2 separate regions of the Homo sapiens genome follow, and region 2 is linked to region 1. Evidence: chromatin loops called from intact Hi-C (ENCODE). Cell type or tissue: heart left ventricle. All regions are shown on one strand. Each heading gives the region's core, and the rest is flanking DNA. Links, peaks and the distances in the headings are about the cores only.

Evidence for each region. A loop is a pair of places that touch in the nucleus more often than their neighbours do. Peaks named below come from ENCODE experiments on the same cell type or tissue, not always from the same donor. Only the 100,000 strongest peaks of a DNase experiment are listed, where the experiment ranks them.
Region 2: it touches region 1 in a loop (3-fold over the local background); 1 of 110 quality-filtered maps calls a loop at or near these places.

Annotation. Positions count from the first base shown.
Region 1 is chr16:19,644,196-19,648,195 of GRCh38, forward strand. It overlaps VPS35L (VPS35 endosomal protein sorting factor like), which reads left to right. Exons shown (of 31, transcript NM_020314.7): 23 at 691-754; 24 at 3,589-3,687. Among named protein-coding and RNA genes, the nearest start is that of KNOP1, 72 kb to the right of the region's middle. In heart left ventricle, for the core only: no CTCF peak of the experiment used is centred there; DNase peaks (open chromatin) are centred at 1,006 and 1,646; H3K4me3 peaks cover 782 bases; H3K27ac peaks cover 1,400 bases.
Region 2 is chr16:19,734,597-19,740,512 of GRCh38, forward strand. IQCK (IQ motif containing K) reads left to right here. Exons shown (of 9, transcript NM_153208.3): 4 at 757-854. Among named protein-coding and RNA genes, the nearest start is that of IQCK, 19 kb to the left of the region's middle. In heart left ventricle, for the core only: no CTCF peak of the experiment used is centred there; no DNase peak of the experiment used is centred there.

The sequences.
Region 1 (4,000 bases), core at 1-4,000:
TATATTTGTGTTACATTTTCTATTAAATAGAAGCAACTGAGACCTGAGATTTACTTTACAATGTATCAAAAAAATAAGATGGATTGATGGATGGAGAGGGGAATGGATAATTATGTGTAAAACAAGTAAAATGGTGATGGCAGGATTTCGATGGTGTATGGGTGTTTACTGGAAAATTCTTTCAACTTTGCTGTACATTGGAAATATTTCTGTTTCCTTTTTGGGGAGAACGGGGTCTCGTCATGTTGCCCAGGTTGATCTCCAACTCCTAGGCTCAAACGAACCTGCTACCTCTGCCTTCCTAAGTGCTGGGATTACAGGTGTGAACCAGCACACCCCGCTGGAGATTTTTTAAATAAAATATTCAATGAAATTTCCCTGAAATACAAAATTTGACATTAGACCTTGCTGCCCAAGTTCCAAAGAAGTGAAAGTTACCTTTTCTTTTCTTGTTAATAAATCTATCTTGAGAACAGCATATTTGAGGGAGATGAGAAACATATTTAAATTATGTTAATTGTGATTATGTATTTTTATCAAAGGAAAAATAAGCAGCCTGTTGGCAGTTTTTTAAATCTAGAAAATGCAAAATGTTCTTACCTGTTAAATTACTTACCCCTTGTGTATTTTTTTCTTTAGAAACTTTCATCTATTACCTCCGTGTTAATTATGTACAATTATTGATTTTAGTGCACTCACTCTTGAGGATGAGAAAAGAATGCTGTCATATTTGATTAATGGATTTATAAAAATGGTAAGTATTAGGGAAGAAGTTTCAGTGCACTTGGAAGTGTGATGTAATTGTTTATCCTTATGTTGGCGAAAGCAGTTAACATTATGTTCTCTGGTGCTTTTCATTCTTAGTGAGATAAAATGAAATTAGAAAACATCTTACATTAGCCAGGACTCCCCTGGGGGCAAAGAGAGCCAAGACAAACTGGCTTAAGAGGAAAAAGGTGGGGGGCGGGAGGGTGATGGGAGGAGGGATTTCTTGGCTCATGTGACAAAAAGTCCAGGGGCTGGAACTCTCCAAAGCAGCAGCCGGGCTCAGGGTCTCCGGGATGTCATCAGGACCTGCCTTCCCTGTCTTTTTTCTTTTTTTTTTTTTTTTTGAGATGGAGTCTCGCTCTGTCGCCCAGGCTGGAGTGCAGTGGCGCGATCTCAGCTCACTGCAAGCTCCGCCTCCCGGGTTCACGCCATTCTCCTGCCTCAGCCTCCCGAGTAGCTGGGACTACAGGCGCCCGGCACCACGCCCGGCTAATTTTTTGTATTTTTAGTAGAGACGGGGTTTCACTGTGTTAGCCAGGATGGTCTCGATCTGCTGACCTCGTAATCCGCCCGCCTCGGCCTCCCAAAGTGCTGGGATTACAGGCGTGAGCCACTGCACCCAGCCCCCTGTCTGTCTTTAGCCCTGGGCTCTGCCCTGTTGGCCTCCGGCTCAGCTGGGCTTGCCCCACCAGAGCTCCAGGTTTCCATCCCCCCCAGCTCTGCAGCCCAGCAGGTGGGATTCCAGCAAAGTCCTGGGATTGAGTCTCTTTGGATTAACATGGGTCGTGGCCCCAAGCACACCTGGGTGACCTGAGTCAGGAGGGCCGAGAGTGGAAAGAAGGTGTGTCCTGAAGCAGCTGATGCAGATCATCAGACGGTGATGGAAACTATGCCGGGCAGGCAAAACGCCAGATATCCACTCCCCATCTGTTTTACTTATCTACTGCTGAGTAACAGCTCATCCCAAAACTTAGTGGCTTTAAATAACAGGGCTTTTTTTTGCTGTTTTTTTTGGGGGGGTCGAGACAGGGGTTTCCAACTCCTGGTTTCAAACAATCCTCCAGCCTTGGCCTCCCACAGTGTTGGGATTACAGGCCTGAGCCACTGCGCCCAGCATGAGTTTTTTATTAGTTCTCAAACTCTGCGGATCAGCTTGGTAACCAGGCTGCTACAGGGAGTGTGGTGTGGCACTGGCGTGGCACGATTGGGCTGGAGGATCCACAGTGGCCTTGTTCCCTTCTCCAGGGTTTTGGTGCTGGATATGGGCTGGGGCATCTTGGTTTTCTTCCATGTCCTCTCTTTCTCACCACTGTTCTCAGTCAGTGATTCCAGTTGAGCTCTCTTACTTGGTGCTGCCTTCTATGAAGGCACAGACAGAAGCAGCAAGGCATTTTAAGGCCAAGGCTTAGAAATCACACAGTGAGGCCAGGCGCGGTGGCTCACATCTGTAATCCCAGCACTTTGGGAGGCTGAGGCAGGTGGATCACCTGCGGTCAGGTCGAGACCAGCCTCACCAACATGGTGAAACCCTGTCTCTGCTAAAAATACAAAATTAGCCGGGTGTTGTGGTGCATGCCTGTAATCCCAGCTACTCGGGAGGCTGAGGCAGGAGAATCGCTTGAACCCGGGAGGCAGAGGTTGCGGTGAGCCAAGACCATGCCACTGCACTCCAGCCTGGGCAACAGAGCAAAACTCTGTCTTGGGAAAAAAAAAAAAGAAATCACACAGTAAACCCCTGCCATATTCTACTGCAATCTGTGGGTCAAAGCAAATCACAGTCTTGAGGGGACCCAGTCTGGAGGGGAAGAGGCTCTGCCTTTTGATGGGGGGTAGTCCACAGAGACATTGCAGAAGGGCAAGCACAGTGGGAAGGTTTCCTGCAGCCTCCTTTGGGAACATCCCACCATTATACTATCCCAGCCTGAACAGTCTTCACCTTCATTCTGGGTGCTCTAAGCCAAAACACCAACTGCTGCAAATATCTTCTATTTTAATAGAAAAGTCAGGACCAAAGCTGACTGAGATGAAAATGACGAGATCACTTTGAAAATAACCTTGAAATTCTGACTTGTTCAATAGTGCGGGTTGATTAGTCTACCTGACTCTGCGGGTAAAATATCAATTTTGATGAAAATTCAGGATTAGCCTTTCAATTCCCGTGTTAGGAAACAGACATATGGATTTTCCCAAGTCGCTCTCCTTTGCCCTTGCTTTTTGTACTCATCATGTGGTATTTATCTTTTTACGGCATTGTCTGAAAGTTACCAAGTTATTATGGAAAAGAATATAAGGAAATCAGATATGAAACATGATAGCTGTAATGGAAATGGCAATGTTAAACCTCATCTGGACAAAAATGATTGATGTACAGTAAAGTTTTTCTTACTAACCAGCTATTCATAAATTTGAAGAAATAGGAGAAGAGAGGATGTTTAATGGTGGAAAAACTTCCATCTATGGCTTCTGTAGCCACCAGTGAGCTGCCAAGGTTGGGTCCCCATCAGGAAGCAGAAAGGTGTGACTGTTACGATGGCAAACCTTCTGACAAGGGGCCCCCAATAACCACATTTATGTTCTGTGAAAAGGCCACAGCTGACAAACAATATCCCATTATTCCCTTTCCAGTGGTTTCCTTCAGAGTCTGGAAAATTCTGCTTACACTCTGAGCTTCTGTTTTATACCCTTCGACTTCTTAGGTTCTAGTCCAGTGCCCACGTCATAAAGATGAGGTGGCAATAATAATATTTCAGTCATACCATGTGCCTGCGTTCTCTCTAAAAATACCACTGTCCCTTTCAGCGTCTTTCTCCTTGATTCTAGGTTTCCTTTGGCCGTGATTTTGAACAACAGCTGAGTTTTTATGTTGAGTCCAGGTCGATGTTTTGCAATCTGGAGCCTGTTCTTGTGCAGTTGATTCATGTAAGTATTTTCATTCATTAGTTTCTTCTCTCAGTAAATATTTATTGATCATCTACATCCCAATCATTTATTTTGATTTTATTTTATTAGAGACAGGGTCTCACTCTGTCACCCAGGCTAGAGTGCAGTGGCGCAATCATAGCTCACTGTAGCCTTGAACTCCTGGGCTCAAGCAATTCTCCCTGTCTCAGCCTCCTGAGTAGCTGGGACTACCAGCTCAAGCCACGATGCCCAGCTATTTTAAATTTTGTTTTGTGTTGTTTTTTGAGAGATGGGGTCTCTGTGTTGCCCAGGCTGGTCTCAAATTCCTCAC
Region 2 (5,916 bases), core at 900-4,899, 91 kb after region 1:
CCAGCCTGGGTGACAGAGCGAGAAAAAAAAAAAAATTAGCTGGGTGTGGTGGCAGGTACTTGCAGTCTCAGCTATTTGGGAGGCTAAGGTGGGAAGATTGCTTGAGCCTGAGAGGTCCAGGATGCAGTGAGCTATGATTGTGCCACTGCACTCCAGCCTGGGCGACAGAGTGAGACTCTGTCTCAAAAAAAAAAAAAAAAAGTAAAAAGTAGAAGAAAACATCATCATGCTTCCCTGCTTTGTGTGTGGAAGCAGGGGTGTATACTGCAGATCTGAGTCGTAGTTCCTTGGGCCCTCCCTGGTACCAGACCCTCTCCTACTGGTTTGTTCTGTGCCTTCTGCATGCCTTGGGCCTTGGCTAACGACTGCCTTTATTACTGTGACCCTAAGCCCTTACCCATTATACTCTGACTCCCAATTCCTCTCTGCTCCCATTTCCTACCACACTCCCCTTGTTTTTGTCCCTCCGGCCACACTGGGCCCCTTGCTATTCCTGCTTTGGGGCCATAACAAGCTGGTGGACCTGGCCTTATGTAGGATACTTCCTACATCTTCACCAGACTATAGAGGCTCAGAGGGACATTTTAAGTTACTTTAGTTATACAGCCCAGCTCTGTAGTCTGGAGCAAAATATAACATCTAAGATCATGTGATTGAATGGACAGTACCTTTTTCTGGCTCAAAAGTAAACATTTCTCCCAGATTGGCTCGGGCCACTGGGGATTTGCAGGGGGAATTTTTGTTTGTTTGTTTTAGGTTCTCCCAAAGAATATTTGGAAACTTTCATCTTTCCTGTTCTGCTTCCCGGAATGGCTAGCCTGCTTCACCAAGCGAAGAAAGAAAAATGTTTTGAGGTCAGTTGTTTGGCAGGATTTCTTTATTTTGAGATTCTCAATCATTCATTATTATCAGATGATAGCTCATTATCTTGGTACCATCAGGTTGTTCTCCAGATGACCCCTTCGGGAGGGAAAGCCTGTGTTTGGGGTCACTTACCCAGTTCCAGCCACACCATCTAGTTGTGCACATACATGCGCTGCCATCTGTCTGGCCACTTGGACTCCGGAGAGCTTTTCCGCCTTGCTTGGCCTCCTGCCTGCCCTTCTCCTGTGCAGTTTGGCATCCACCAGGTTTCTTGGGTCTTCAGCTTCTGTTTATTACATGCACTGATTAAAGCTCTCCTTGGCCGGGCACGGTGGCCCATGCCTATAATCCCAGCACTTTGGGAAGCTGAGGTGGGAGGATCACTTGATGCCAGGAGCTCAAGACCACTGGGCAACATAGTGAGACCCCCATCTCTAAAAAAAATTTTTTTTTAAATTAGCTAGGTGTGGTGGCGCATACCTGTAGCCTCAGCTACTCAAGAGGCTGAGGCAGGAAGGCCCCTTGAGGCCCAAAGTTTGAGGTTGCAGTGATCCATGATCACGTCACTGCACTCCAGCCTGGGCAATAGCAAGACCCTCAACTCAAAAAAAAAATCCCACAGAACTCTGCTTACTTCTTACTTGGCTCTAGATTGATTGTTCCCCCTGGCATCTCTCTACTCCATGCCAACTGTCATGAATGTAAACTGCTCGCAGAGAGTCTTGGAACACAGTAAGTGCTCAGTAAATAACATTAACATCACACTGCAGAGAATCAGCTTCTCTGCAGGGAAGTTTTAGTTTAGTATCTTTTTTCTTTTTGAGACAGGGTCTTGCTCTGTTTTCAGGCTGGGGTGCAGTGGCGTAATCATGGCACACTGCAGCCTCAACCTCCAGGGCTCAGTTGATCCTCCCACCTCAGCTTCCTGAGCAGCTGGGACTACGGGTATGCACCACCACGCCTGACTGATTGATTGATTGATTGATTGATTGTAGATACTGGGCAAAAACTCAGTGAACTCGGTAGAAACCGAGTTCCGATGCTGGCCTACACCCACGCGGATACCCTTAGAGGCTCCCTCTTTTCCGTAGTTCACGGGATACTTTGGGTGTATGTGTTCCCTGCACAGTTTTGAATTCTAGAATTTTGGATGATCCAGATGAAGAGAGTAAAATTACAACATTTATTATTGACCAGGCACTCGCTCTGTGCCAGGCACTTTGCTGAGTGCTGCATCTTCCATTATTGCAGTTGCTCTCCCCAGCCATGTGAGCTTCCTTCTATTATTATTATCTGCACTCTGCAGAGGAGAAAATGGAGGGACACAGAGGCCTGAAATGTGATCAAGGGTGAATGGCAGAGTTAGGACTCAAATCCAGATTAAATGATTCAAAATGATACTAAAGGCCGGGCACAGTGGCTCATGCCCATAATCCCAGCACTTTGGGAGGCCAAGGCAGAAGGATTGTCTGAGCCCAGGAGTTCGAGACCAGCCTGGGCAACAAAGTGAGACCCGGTATTTACAAAAAAAAAAAAAAAAAGAAAAAGAAAATTAGCCAGGCATGGTGGTGCATACCTGTAGTCCCAGCTGCTCATGGGGCTGAGATGGGAGGATCAACTGAGCCCTGGAAGTTGAGGCTGCAGTGTGCCATGATCATGCCACTGCACCCCAGCCTGGAAACAGAGCAAGACCCTGTCTCCAAAAGAAAAAAAAGATACTAAAAAAGTCGGCAGTAATTACAGTGTAAACCCCAATGAGGTTGACACATCCTAGGGTCTATAAAATTATCCATAGTTAATGATATCACCCAACTAGTTGCCCTTCAGCACAGGGTCCCCATCTGAGAACTGCCTACTGCCGTGCTGGTACTTCTATATACTGAGGAAATAAGGTTTTCCCATGTTCTAGCAAATACCCGATGTTTCCTCAGCAATGCCTTCACAGTATCCTGCCCCACTTGCCTCTTAATCACTCCATATTATACCTCCCCCTAATTGCCTGCCACTTAATTTGCTCAGCATAACATTCCTTTGACAGGCGTCACCATGACAGTTGTGTCTTTACTTGAGGCAGAAATGGATGATGAGACATTGATCAGAATTTGGGTAGCACGCTTAGGAAGGAAGAATTTGGGATACACCTCTGGGCCGTGGTTCACCATTTGACAACAGTAGATCCACATAACGAAGTCACTAGCCCTCAGCCTAGCTTTCAAGGCTCTGCCTAGTTCATGTGTTCATTGGTTCCTTCCTTCCTTTCTCCCTCCGTCTCTCCCCCGCAGTGCTCCCCTTCCCGATGGTACCCTCCACCCAAGCAGAACCACTCGAAGTTCGCTGCACCAACCCCCACCTCACGGCCTCTGTGCATCTGCTTCTGCTTTTTTTAGAAAAAAAATCCCTGAGCTCCTCTTCTCTGCATATTTAACTTCTACTTGTTTTTCCAAACTCAGCTCCATAACTTCTCTCTGAAGCTTCCAGTTCCCTGCTGGGCTCAAACTAGAAGTAATTGATCCCAACTCTCAGATTTCAGAGTATTTCATCTGTTCCTCATTTTATGGCAAATTAAGACATCCTTAATTAAGACATTCTTAGCCCACATATACTTAATTTTATGCATGTCTGTCTCCCCCTGTATTTTAAGTTCCTTGGGGACAGATTCTCTGATTTATTTTTATATCTTTAGTCAATGCTACCCAATGCCTAGCACATGGTGAACATAGAGTTGGCCCTTGATAAATATTAAATAAGTGAATGCATGATTATACACCAGGGAATGTCACTATTACTATGTCTTTGACCAAAACCCAGCTTCCTTCTATCTGGGAAGGCTGTTCTATTGGACTCATCCCTGGAGAAATTCCCTGGAGGGGTGAGGAAAGAAGATATGCTTCTATTTCATGAGTTTAGTTGATGGAGGAGAACAGTGAGGGGCAAATGACACAGTCTGACCCCCCCCACCTCATATATTAATTATGCAAATAATTAGTAAATTGGGCCTTGATTTATAGCGCAGCAGTTAAGAGCAACACTTGAGTCAAAGTTACCTGATTTTGAAGTCCACCTCCATCCCAGCTGGCAGCATAGCCCAGGACAAGTCATTTCATCTTTCTGAGCCATTATCACTTCCTTCCATGTAAAATGAGGCTGATCATAGCACCTGCTCATGGGATTATTATGCCGATGAAATGAGGTAGCTCATGTAAAGTACTTAGGCCAGTCCCTGGAACCTAGGAAGAACTCAATACATGTTAACTTATTTATCTCAGTGATACAGTGGTACAGGTACTTCCCAGATATTGTGGGTTACACCTGCTACCTGAGTGGTGTCACTCTTGTTCCTTCGCCATCTAGAGTCCTTATTCAGGACTTGGTCCCAGTTCCCAGAAAAACCATCCAATTCCACAGTGATCTCGCAAGGAGGGTTTGTTTTATGGGTTCTCTCATGGGAAGGTGGGGAAGAGGGTTGTGTTGGCACTTATCAAGCAATACTTCGTTAGTCCTCTCTGGAAGCATTTCTCACCCTCTGGGAACCCCCTCCCCATGCTCCCTCTGCAGACCCCTTTTGGATCCTGAACAATTCAGCTGTGGCTCTCAGCTTGCATGGCCCACTCAGCAAGGCCAAGCCCAGCATGCAGCTTTCCCTCCTCTCTTAAATGCAATTCAGCTATCATGTAGCCCTTGCAGGTGGAACTGGGGGTGGGGGCTTCACATCTCTCACCCCAACAAAGACACAGTTGTAAGGTTTTCCTCATATTGCTTTGTCAGAAATCCTAGTTTTGACACATAGGCCTGGTGAATTCAAATCTGGGGACCTCAGTCCCCACTCTTTCTCCTGATGTGCTACTACAGTCATGGTTGTCATATTGAACCTGGGAAGACCATAATGATCAGATCCCTTATTTTCACTAACAAGAGAGGGCACTCTGCTGATGAGAACTGTAAACAAAAAAGCTGGTAAAATAAAGTCAATGATTCAGGTACTGATGATTAAATCCAGGTAATTGCTCTCCTGTCACCTGTGGTTTGAGTACTGGTATGATAATCATCAGAAATTATATCAAAAGTCAGAGAAGACCCAGTGTGGTGGCTCATGCCTATAATCCCAGCACCTTGGGAGGCTGAGGCGTGTGGATCACTGGAGCTTAGGAGTTTGAGACCACCCTGGGTAACATGCCAAAACCCCATCTCTACAAAAAATACGAAAATTAGCTGGGCATGGTGGCACATGCCTGTGGTTCCAGTTACTTGGGAGGCTGAGGTGGGAGAATCACTTGAACCCTGGAAGTTGAGTCTGCAGTGAACCATGATGGCGCCACTGCACTCCAGCTTGGTTGACAGAGTGAGACCCTGTCTCAAAAAAAAAAAGAGGAGCCCTCTCATTGATTTATTGCCCGTTGTGCGTCAGCACTGGCATCCTATGCACCATCTTGTTTCACCCTTACAATAACCTTCTGAACCAGATCTTCTTTTTCATCACCTCCCTTTTACCAAGGATGGCCCTGGGACACAGAGAAGTTGAGCATTACTCAAGGTCACCTAGTAAGCAACAGACAGCACACATCTCCAACCAAGGCCCAGATGATCCTGAAGCCTGGGTTTCCATCCCTCCTAGTAAATGGGAGTTGGAGGCTGTCCTCAAAATAGCTCCCAGAGATACTGATTTTTTTTCATTCATAGCTATTTTCTGAAGAACAGACTGCTTACTTGCCTTCAGTTATCAAATTTAAACGGCTTCTAATTCTTATCTGTTTTTTCATTTGCTCACTTGGCTTTTCCTGACAATTTAATTCTTGTCCACTACTCATAACTGACCTTCCCCCATCATCTGTGTTTTGACTACTGCTATGATCATCATCAGAAATTGTATCAAATTGTGGTGTGATACAGTTGGTAGGTATCCCGTGGTGTTAAACAGGTGCAAGGTGTGGCTGAATGGAAGGGGAGTGAGGCTGGGTTGAAGAGTGGTCCCAGAGCAGACCTTCAGCCTGGCCACACCATTGTCAGATGGCTTTGTCCCTCTGCCTTCTGTTCTGCTGCTAAGTGAGGAAGAGC